Linked DNA regions of Homo sapiens: region 2 is linked to region 1. A link is an interaction called in ENCODE POLR2A ChIA-PET data of the cell type or tissue named here. Cell type or tissue: IMR-90. All regions are shown on one strand. Each heading gives the region's core, and the rest is flanking DNA. Links, peaks and the distances in the headings are about the cores only.

What was found. ChIA-PET counts read pairs that join two places held together with the same protein. Peaks named below come from ENCODE experiments on the same cell type or tissue, not always from the same donor. Only the 100,000 strongest peaks of a DNase experiment are listed, where the experiment ranks them.
Region 2: POLR2A ChIA-PET joins it to region 1 with 6 read pairs; 2 of 35 experiments call an interaction of 5 or more read pairs at or near these places.

The regions. Positions count from the first base shown.
Region 1 is chr13:45,018,171-45,023,602 of GRCh38, forward strand. It overlaps GPALPP1 (GPALPP motifs containing 1), which reads left to right. Exons shown (of 8, transcript NM_018559.5): 7 at 2,160-2,258. Among named protein-coding and RNA genes, the nearest start is that of GPALPP1, 31 kb to the left of the region's middle. In IMR-90, for the core only: no CTCF peak of the experiment used is centred there; DNase peaks (open chromatin) are centred at 2,041 and 3,251; H3K27ac peaks cover 2,134 bases.
Region 2 is chr13:45,150,627-45,155,398 of GRCh38, forward strand. GTF2F2 (general transcription factor IIF subunit 2) reads left to right here. Exons shown (of 8, transcript NM_004128.3): 4 at 1,061-1,205. Among named protein-coding and RNA genes, the nearest start is that of GTF2F2, 33 kb to the left of the region's middle. In IMR-90, for the core only: no CTCF peak of the experiment used is centred there; no DNase peak of the experiment used is centred there.

The sequences.
Region 1 (5,432 bases), core at 1,728-4,227:
GCGGATCACAAGGTCAGGAGATCAAGACCATCCTGGCTAACATGGTGAAACCCTGTCTCTACTAAAAATACAAAAAATTAGCCAGGCGTGGTGGCGGGCGCCTGTAGTCGCAGCTACTCGGGAGGCTGAGACAGGAGAATGGCGTGAACCCAGGAGGCAGAGCTTGCAGTGAGCCGAGATTGTGCCACTGCACTCCAGCCTGGGTAACAGAGCGAGACTCTGTCTAAAAAAAAAAAAAAAAGATTGCTCTTTAGAAAGTAATGAAAATGTTTTACATACATTAATTGAATGAGATCAGTTAAGTCCTCACTTTCCAGTCTTGACGATATCTACTACCTCTTAATATTAAATGGTTAGGTTTTTATCTCCATTGTACCATAACATCACTTTTCTTTTTTTATAAGTAAAACATCTATTTTCTGGGAAAATGTAGAAATGAGCTATTTCTATGTTTTTAACTTACTTTATTAAATACAGTGTTGTTTTAGTCCATGAGGCCTCCTAAGCAAATAAAAACAATATAAGAATATGCTTAGAGACCAGTGGTTTTCAGTAGTTTTTATATGGGCCTTCCCCATTCCAATTTGGGAGCATATGCTCTAGAATATTCCTGTAACATTTTTTTGAATTAAAATGTGTTAGACTAGGCACTTCATGTGTGTGTGCTAATATAAATGATAGTTTTGTTTCAAATTCCAGTTGTTTCTTGCTGATATATATAAATATATATACATATAAATATATACATATAAATGTATAAATATATACATATAAATATATATACATATAAATATATATACATATAAATATATATACATATAAATATATATACATATAAATATATATACACATATAAATATATACATAGAAATATATAAATATAAATATATACATATAAATATATACATATAAATATATGTATATATATTTATATATATTTATATGTATATATATTTCTATGTATATATTTATATATATGTATATATATATTTTTTGAGACAGAAGCTTGCTCTGTTGCCCAGGCTGGAGTGCAGTGGCACCATCTCAGTTCAATGCAACCTTTGCCTTCCAGGTTCAAGCAATTCTTGTGCCTCAGCCTCCTGAATAGCTGGGACCACAGACACTCGCCACCACGCCCAGCTAATTTTTTGTATTTTAGTAGAGACAGGGTTTCACCATGTTGCCCAGGGTGGTCTCGAACTCCTGAGCTCAGGCAATCTGCCTGCCTCTGCCTCCCAAAGTGCTAGGATTGCAGGCGTGAGCTACCACGCCCGGCCTCTTGCTGCTATATTTTGTATATTGATCTTGTATCCTGCAACTTTGCTATACTTGCTTAGTAGTTCCAGGAGTTTTTTTAGTAAATTCTTTGGAGTTTGCTACGCAGTTCACAGTTTGCTACACAGTGCTAGGATCTGTGAATAAACACAATTTTTCTTTTTTTTTTTTTTTCTCAAAATGTACACCTTTTATTTCCTTTTCTTTGTTTTTTTTTCCCCCTCCAGGGTGATTTTATTATTTTTGAAAACAGTAATGTAGGATATCTTTTTAAGCCTTATTTTCACTTCTACATCTCACCACTGTTAAGTCAAACTCATCCTGAGTTCAATAAATAGGTTGATTGAGTGGAGTGGGTTTTTTTTTCCTTGTTTTCAAGAAAATCACAGACTAGAGCAGTAACTGATCTCTTATCAAGTATGTTAATATTTTGATTTTTTTTTTTTTTTTTTTTTTTGAGACCGAGTCTCACTCTGTCTCCCAGGCTGGGGTGCAGTGGAACGATTTCGGCTCACTGCAACCTCTGCCTCCCAGATTCAAGCGATTCTCCTGCCTTAGCCTCCCCAGTAGCTGGGATTACAGGCACCCGCCACCATGCCCAGCTTTTATATTTTTAGTAGAGATGAGGTTTCACCATGTTGCCCAGGCTGGTCTCGAACTCGTCACCTCAGGTGATTCACCCGCCTTGGCCTCCCAAAGTGCTAGGATTACAGGCGTGAGTCACTATGCCCGGCAAAGTATGTTAATATTTCTGATCAGAAGGGATTTCACAAACCTGGCTTAGTTGTGTCTCTTGTTACTTAATCTAAGTAAAAATAATATTTATTTTTTGTTTTATCTTAATCTTATGATTCAGTAATGTGTTATCTGTGTTCATTCCTCAGGAAACACAAGAAGCAAGGAAGTCATCCAGTAAGAAAGATGAAGAACATATATTATCAGGAAGAGATAAGAGACTGGCTGAGCAGGTATCTTCATACAATGTAAGTAAGAAAATAAGATATATAGAGCCAGGTGTGATGGCTCTTGCCTATAATCCCAGCTACTTGGGAGGCTGAGGCAGGAGGATCACTTGAGACGAAGAGTTCAAGGCCAGCTTGGGCAACATAGCAAGACCTTGTTTCTAAAAACAATTTTTTTAAATTAGCCAACTGAGTTGGGAGGATCACTTGAAGGCCTCCCTGCCTAATGTCTCAAAAAAAAAAAAAAAGGAAGCCAGAAGCAAAATATATAGCCTTTTTTCCCCTATCTTTTAGTTATCTGTTTATTTTTTTCTCTTTTACTTATTTCTCTTTCTTTTATATGTCTGCCTCTTTACCATGCACTTTTTATACATCTATCCTGAAATACACTATGTTGCATATATTTTTGTTTTAATAAAATTCTTCTGTGTTTTTCATGAATATTTCCAATTCACATTTTACGTATTAAATTAGCAGAAATCTAATTATTAGAGATAGGTAGCACTTGATGAGAGAAAGCAAGACCCCTACTCACTCATGGAGATCTTCCATTTATAAATGTTTACATTATAAACAGATTTGGAATGTTGGATGTAAATATTTAAATATGGGAGAAAAAATGTTTTTTGAATGTAGTCCAATCTAAATTTATAAACTAAACAGTCAGTATTCATTTGGCATATTATTTTGTTATCTTCTGTCTTTTAAAAAAATGGCAAATGTTGGATGGTGCCTGCACAAAAAGAAAAAATGATAAATGTCCCCGCTCAAAGAATAAATGTAAATTACTGAACCCATTGGTCCCTGAAAGGTGTTTAGGAAAATTATTTTCTGTTCCCAGTGTATTAAAGAAAATTCCATAAGCTCTAAAATATAGTTAGCTTGATTTATATATGTTGACCAGTACCACAGTGAAGCATGCTTAAAACATTTTGGGAAATTGACCAAAAACGTAGCCACTTGAAGTATTTATGAAAACTGACCAGCTCAGAAGTCAAATATCAACAAAATCGAAGGAATTACTATCATTCAACCCAAATTATCTGACCACAAAGAATTGAAGTTTGGATTCAGAATAACTTAAAAACCCACTATGGCCAGATGTAGTGGCTCATGTCTATAATCCCAGCACTTTGGAATGCTGAGGCGGACAGATAGGTTGAGTCAAGCTATGGCTGTGCCACTGCACTCCAATCTGGATGGCAGAGTGAGACCTTGTCTCAAAAAAAACATAAAAAAAAAAAAACCTGGAAATCAGAAAAACTCAAAATTTAAACTTTGCATCAAAGAAAAAATGATAATGGAAGTTAGAAAAATGTAGACCTGAATGACAAAAATACAACATATCACAATGTGTGGGATGCCATATGAAGCGGTATTTAGAGGGAAAATTTAGAGCCATAATGAGTTATGTAAGAAAAGACCAATGGCTAAAGATAAATAAGCTAAGCCTTTTTCCAAACTGGCATTTCTTATCAAACTAAACAGACATGTACCCTGCTATTTTCCTCCTGGGTATTTACCTAAGACAAATGAAAACATATCCACACAAAGAGTTGAACATGTTATTCTTAATAGCCTCAAAAAAACTTATCCAAGAATGTTCATAGATGCTTTATTCATAATAGTTAAATACTGTAAGCAGCTCAAATGTTGATCAGTAAGAGCAAGAAAACCAAACTGTGGTATAAATGAAACTACTCACCAATAAAAAGGAACACATTACAAATAAATACAACATGGATGAATCTCAAAAGTCATACTGAGTGAAAGAAATCTTACACAAGCAAGTACATACTTCTTATTATGTTTATATAGAGCTGTACAATAAGCAAAATGCATCTATGGTGGGAAAAAAATCAATGCTGATAGTCGGAATAGGGGTATGGAATTTGACTAGGAAACAGCATATGCCTGAAGTGATAGAAAGGTTCCAGATTTTGATTGGAGTTTGAACTATAAAACTCATTGAATATACACTTAATATTTATGCATTTTATCATATGTATATTTATCTTAAATATATATATAAAAAAACAAATATTGAACTCAAATGCATGCTTAGGTATTTAGGGGGACATGTAGTGATGTTTACAGTTTACTTTAAAATGCATCCAAAAAATTAGGGTTCTAATCTGAAGCCTGAAAGCTGAAATTCCAGATACTTTCTATTCAAAGTATTAATATAGTCTTAAGACTAAGCCACTCTAGAAACCTTAGCTTTTGATAAGTCGAGCAGTCTTTAAAATACTTTAATGAAGACAAAAACCAATCAAGTAGAAGTTTGACATTAGTTTTCAAAAGCTGTTACAAACCCATCTTATTCAAAAATTAATTGCTCTTGGCCAACCATGGTGGCTCACACATGTAATCCCAGCACTTTGGGGGAGACTGAGACGGGAGGATCTTCTGAGGCCAAGAGATAGAGACCAGCCTGGGTAGTATAGCAAGACCCCATCTCTACCAAAATAAAAAGGTGAAAAATTAGCCAGGTCTGGTGGCACACACTCAAGGTCCCAGCTACTTGGGAGGCTGAGGTTGGAGGATCACTTGAGCCTAGGAGTTTGAGGTTACAGTGAGCTATGACCACACCACTGCACTCCAGTGCAGGGTCTACACAGAGCAAGACCTGTCTCTAAAAAACTTTTTTTTAATAAATAAAAAATGCTCTAAATATTGTATATTGTTAGAAAATGCAAACATTTGTGTTAAATGATTAAATGTGGTAAGTCAGCAAATTAGTCATTTAGCAGATTAATCTCTTACATCAGCTGGCTTTCAGCTTTTGATTTTCAGTGAGTTGACTGCTTTTAGGTGTTATTTATTATTTTATTATATTTTAGCACTAGTTTGGTCCTGTGTGTCACAATATGCAAATTATCCTAAATCAGACCAACAGTAGTACACCTGAAACAACTGATATAAAAGTTTATTTCTTTTATCATCATGAATTTGAGCACTTGAATTGTTTGGATTGATTGTATAATAATAGTCCAGTGATTTAATGTATTCCTCTGTCTCTATTGATGTTCAATTTACTAATATAAGGAATCAGTACATTGAAACCTGACATCTTTATTTCTCCATTTTTGTTTGCTTTTTGTTACCTTACATACAATTTTGCTCATCATTATAAATCATTTTCCTCAGTAGTGGCTTTAGGTAAAGTAGTAAGATCCCTACAACTCCATTCTT
Region 2 (4,772 bases), core at 1,313-3,812, 130 kb after region 1:
CAGACCTCAGAGATTTTAGGGAAAAAAAAAAAATCATCTTTTTTTTTTTTTGAGATGGAGTCTCATTCTGTCATGCCCGGCTAATTTTTGTATTTTTAGTAGAGACAACGTTTTGTCATGTTGGCCAGGCTGGTCTCAATCTCCTGACCTCAAGTGATCAGCCCACCTCGGCCTCTCAAGGTGCTGGGATTACAGGTGTGAACCACTGCGCCCAGCCAGAAAAAATAATCTTACTCCTGTTTTGGAGACTTCTTCAGCTACAGACCAGAGAAAACATGAAAACTGTCTTTTTTTATAATGATAGATTAGCCCCATTATTCTTTTTGTTTTTGTTTTTTATTTTCTTATGTTTAGTAATTTTTATTTTATTTCAGGGGTACATGTGTAGGTTTGTTACATAGGTATATTGCATGATGCTGAGATTTGGGCTGATATTTATTCTGTCACCCAAATAGTGAACATGGTAACCAATAGGTAGTTTTTTAACCCTTGGTCTCCTCTCTCCCTCTCTCTTTTTGGAGTCCCCAATGTCTGTTGTTCCCATCTTTAGGTCCGTGTCTACCCAATGTTTAGTTCCCACTTGTAAGTGAGAACATGTGGTATTTGGTTTTCTGTTTCTGCGCTAATTTACATAGGATAATGGCTTCCAGCTGCATCATTGCTGCAAAGGATGTGATTCTGTTATTTTTTTATTAGCCCCATTATTCTGACAAATGGGAATAGATTATCTTTCTCTCTTTTGTTTTTTTTAAGAGACAGGGTCTTGCTTTGTTGCCAAGGTTGGAGTGCAATGGCTGTTCATAGTGAGCTACAGCCTGGAACTCCTGGCCCAAGGAATCCTCTTGCCTCAGCCTCCCAAGTAGCGGGGATTATAGGTGTGCACCAATGTGTCCAGTTTATATTCTCTTTTTATGACCAAGTATTAAGGAGTTTTTAATAAAGTGTTTAATGAAATGACTGGAAAACACATTTAAAAACAATTTGATTTATAACAAAAATTTATATATATATAGTTTGAATACAGAAGTCTGTTATAATCTCTGGTTAATGTGTCTATTAGGTGTCATTTACTTTGAATGAGGATCTTGCAAATATTCATGATATTGGTGGAAAACCAGCTTCAGTCAGTGCTCCTAGAGAACATCCATTTGTCTTGCAAAGTGTTGGAGGACAGACATTAACAGTATTTACTGAGAGCTCATCAGGTAAGTGGGAATGGAATTATTTAATGTGATTCCTGTACATTTTGTATAGATTTTCTGTCTCAACATACACTCCTATTTGCTTTTTTTTTTTTTTTTTTTTTGCGATGGAGTTTCGCTCTTGTTGCCCAGGCTGAAGTCCAATGGCACGATCTTGGCTCACTGCAACCTCCATCTCCTGGGTTCAAGTGATTCTCCTGCCTCAGCCCCCCGAGTAGCTGGGATTACAGGCATGCGCCACCATGCCTGGCTAATTGTGTGTTTTTAGTAGAGACGAGGTTTCTCCATGTTGGTCAGGCTGGTCTCTAACTCCCTACCTCAGGTGATCTGCCCACCTTGGCCTCCCAAAGTGCTGGGATTACAGGCGTGAGCCACCGCACCCAGCCTCCTGTTTGCTTTTTTAAGGTCATTACCAATACTGTTCCATCTCTCATTTTGTCTACCTCTGTTATTCATACTATGCTACTTCTCTGCTCTGTGTACTTTCTTGTGATTAATGAAATTTTGGCCATTACTTGAGAAGGGTTTAATTTCCATTTGGGATATGAAGATGTAGAACAAAGCAGATGGAAGAATGTGGTTCATCAAGCTGCCTTCTAAGATGTTGAAGAAATAGTATTCTGAATTTTGCCAAGATAAGGTCATCCTTGCTTGTTTTAGTAAATTGATATTCAGCAAGTATGAGTTGTACTTAAAAAATACAGTTTGATATTAGGGAATATTTTAGTCTGAATTTTTCAACTTGTATGCTTTGTATACCAAGAGGGCCTTTTTATTGCATAGAGATAACTTTTAATTGACACTGGCTTCCAAGAAGTTTCTGCGTAGAGTTTTAAGATTGTATGTGTTTGCAATGAGATATTTTAACAGTTCAATAGATCAGAAGCAAATGTTTCCATTTGTGAATTAAATACAGAGAGAACTTTCTTGTGGCACACACTCAGCTTGAGTATATTTTCCTTGTTTTGGGATTTTTATCTGTCACTGAGTTTAGAATACTATTAAAGCAACAGGCCACCTTAGCTTAATGGAGCTAATTTTCTCCTATCTAGTTCAAAAAGCTTATTGACAAAAGAAAACATTTGTGATTTTGTTGTATTTCATCAAGCATTTCAAAGAAAGCTATAAGAAATTATAGTATGTTAAGAACACCATTGTTTAAAAAAAGGAACATCCTCGTAAATTTTTTTTTTTTTTTTTGAGACGTAGTCTTGCTCTGTCGCCCAGCTGGAGTGCAGTGGAGAGATCTCGGCTCACTGCAAGCTCCGCCTACCGGGTTCACGCCATTCTCCTGCCTCAGCCTCCTGAATAGCTGGGACTACAGGTGCCCGCCACCATGCCCGGCTAATTTTTTTTTTTTTTTGTATTTTTAGTAGAGACGGGGTTTCACCGTGTTAGCCAGGATGGTCTCGATCTCCTGACCTCGTGATCCGCCCGCCTCGGCCTCCCGGAGTGCTGGGATTACAGGCATGAGCCACCGGGCCCGGCCGAATTTTTTTTGTGGTATCTTAGATTACCAATAGCTACATAAAATGATCTAAAAAATTATTCTTTTTTTTCTTGGATGTACAGTATAACAGAATGGTAAATTATAACTCTTCAGTTATGTAGTTGAAGGTAGAAGGTTGGTTTCATTGCAGTTTTCTGATGCTCTGATAATTAGTAGTGTAGTAGTATGGGAGGCAGAAAATGTTAAAGTAACAGTATCTTCAGTATATCCATTTTATACTGTTGAAGATTCAACCCTTCAACAAATATTTATTGCGTGCTACATAGTTCAGGGCATAGTATAGGCCTATCTAAAATTCTGAAATTTGTCTGAAATTAGAAGCACATTTGAATTCAGTATGTTAAGAGTTTTAGGTTTGGCCGGGCATGGTGGCTCATGCCTGTAATCCCAGCACTTTGGGAGGCCAAGGTGGGCAAATCACCTGAGGCCAGGAGTCCGAGACTAACCAGGCCAACATGGTGAAACCCTGTCTCTATTAAAAATAAAAAATTGGCCAGGCGTGGTGGCAGGTGCCTGTAATCCCAGCTACTCAGGAAGCTGAAGCAGGAGAATTGTGTGAACCCAGGAGGTGGAGGTAGAAGTGAGCCAAGATTGCACCACTGTACTCCAGCCTGGGCAACAGAGGGAGACTCAGTCTCAAAAAAAAAAAAAAAAAAAAAAAAGAGTTAAAGAGTTTTAGTTTCAACAACTTTATTCCTTTTGATTGATGAGATTTAATAAGATCTGTTGAACGTGTGAGGTTTTCTCTACTTTTGTGATTGTCCCTGGAGTGGAAGAGGCATGGCACCAAGACAGTAAAAAGGAGTCATTGCCTTGATAAACGTTTGAGGTAGAGAAACTTGAACTTTTTTTTGTAGAAAAAAGTACCCTATTTCAGATTTTTTACATCTTATTAAGTGACTAATTTTTTGAAAGCATGATTTATTTCTGGTACTTCTACAAAGACAGCAATTTAGAAAGCTAACATTTGTTAGCCTCAAAATTAGTCTTCCATTTTACATTTTAAAAATACTTCAGTGTTGTGCTCTTTTTGAACATTTCGTGTTCACGTTTCTGGCTACAGTGTTCTCTAAAGGGAATGTGGTTTTATAAGGATTATCTTGGCAGGGATATGGAAGAGAATTAAGATTGTCATCCTTATTCTGGGGCTTGGACAGTATGTTCTTTATAGAACTGTGATAATACAAATGCAGTTCTAAGTTGCTATTAGTTATAATACACTATAACAATTTTTTGCTTCTTAACCTCATTATTTCTGTTTCAAGTCATTGTTCCTTGATTCTCTTTGCACCATTCTGTGCCTTAATTTCCTCATTTATGAAATAAGGATAATTTATTGACATTTATATATAAATATGAATACATTTAAACACTTAGAACAATGCTCAGTATATAATGAATGCTCAAATATTAGCTGTTGTTGTTAATATTACACCTTATTTTTAAACACTTTAGGTTTTAAGTTTATTTTAAGGCAAGTGCATGCATTTTAGCTCAATCTGGATGTATATCACTTGGTAAAATTCAGCCAGTAGGGATTTTTATGTTAAATGTTTCTCAATTGCCTGCATGACCAAGAAAAAAGCTCTAGAATTCTTAGTAGTTTATCTCCTCTGAGGAGTCTTATGTATTTGTTATTTCTAGTCATTAAAGCAGCAGTTCTACAAGTGGGTTCCTTGGATCTCTAGGAAGTCATAAATAGTAGCAGGGGCTCTGTGACTGCTGTGACATATTTAAAATGTTAGATGTATGTTGTATATGTGCGTTCTTTTCTATAGGATGGTACCAGAGCTTTCATTGGAATCTCAGAGGAATCTGTGGCCCAGAAAAGCTACAGAACCACTACCCTAGTTTTAACCTTGGTTGGTCATGAACCTGCCAAAGTATAAGTGACTAAGCCATTTTACAGGGAGTAAGCTGTTGATTTTACATTGAAATATAAATGAAGTAGGCATTATCTGGGATATTTCTACATTTTCTATCAAGTATAGAACTGTACCTGCTTTTCTAGGCTCTTTGTTTCTTTTTATTAGTGCACAGGTCTATAAAATGTAGAGTTT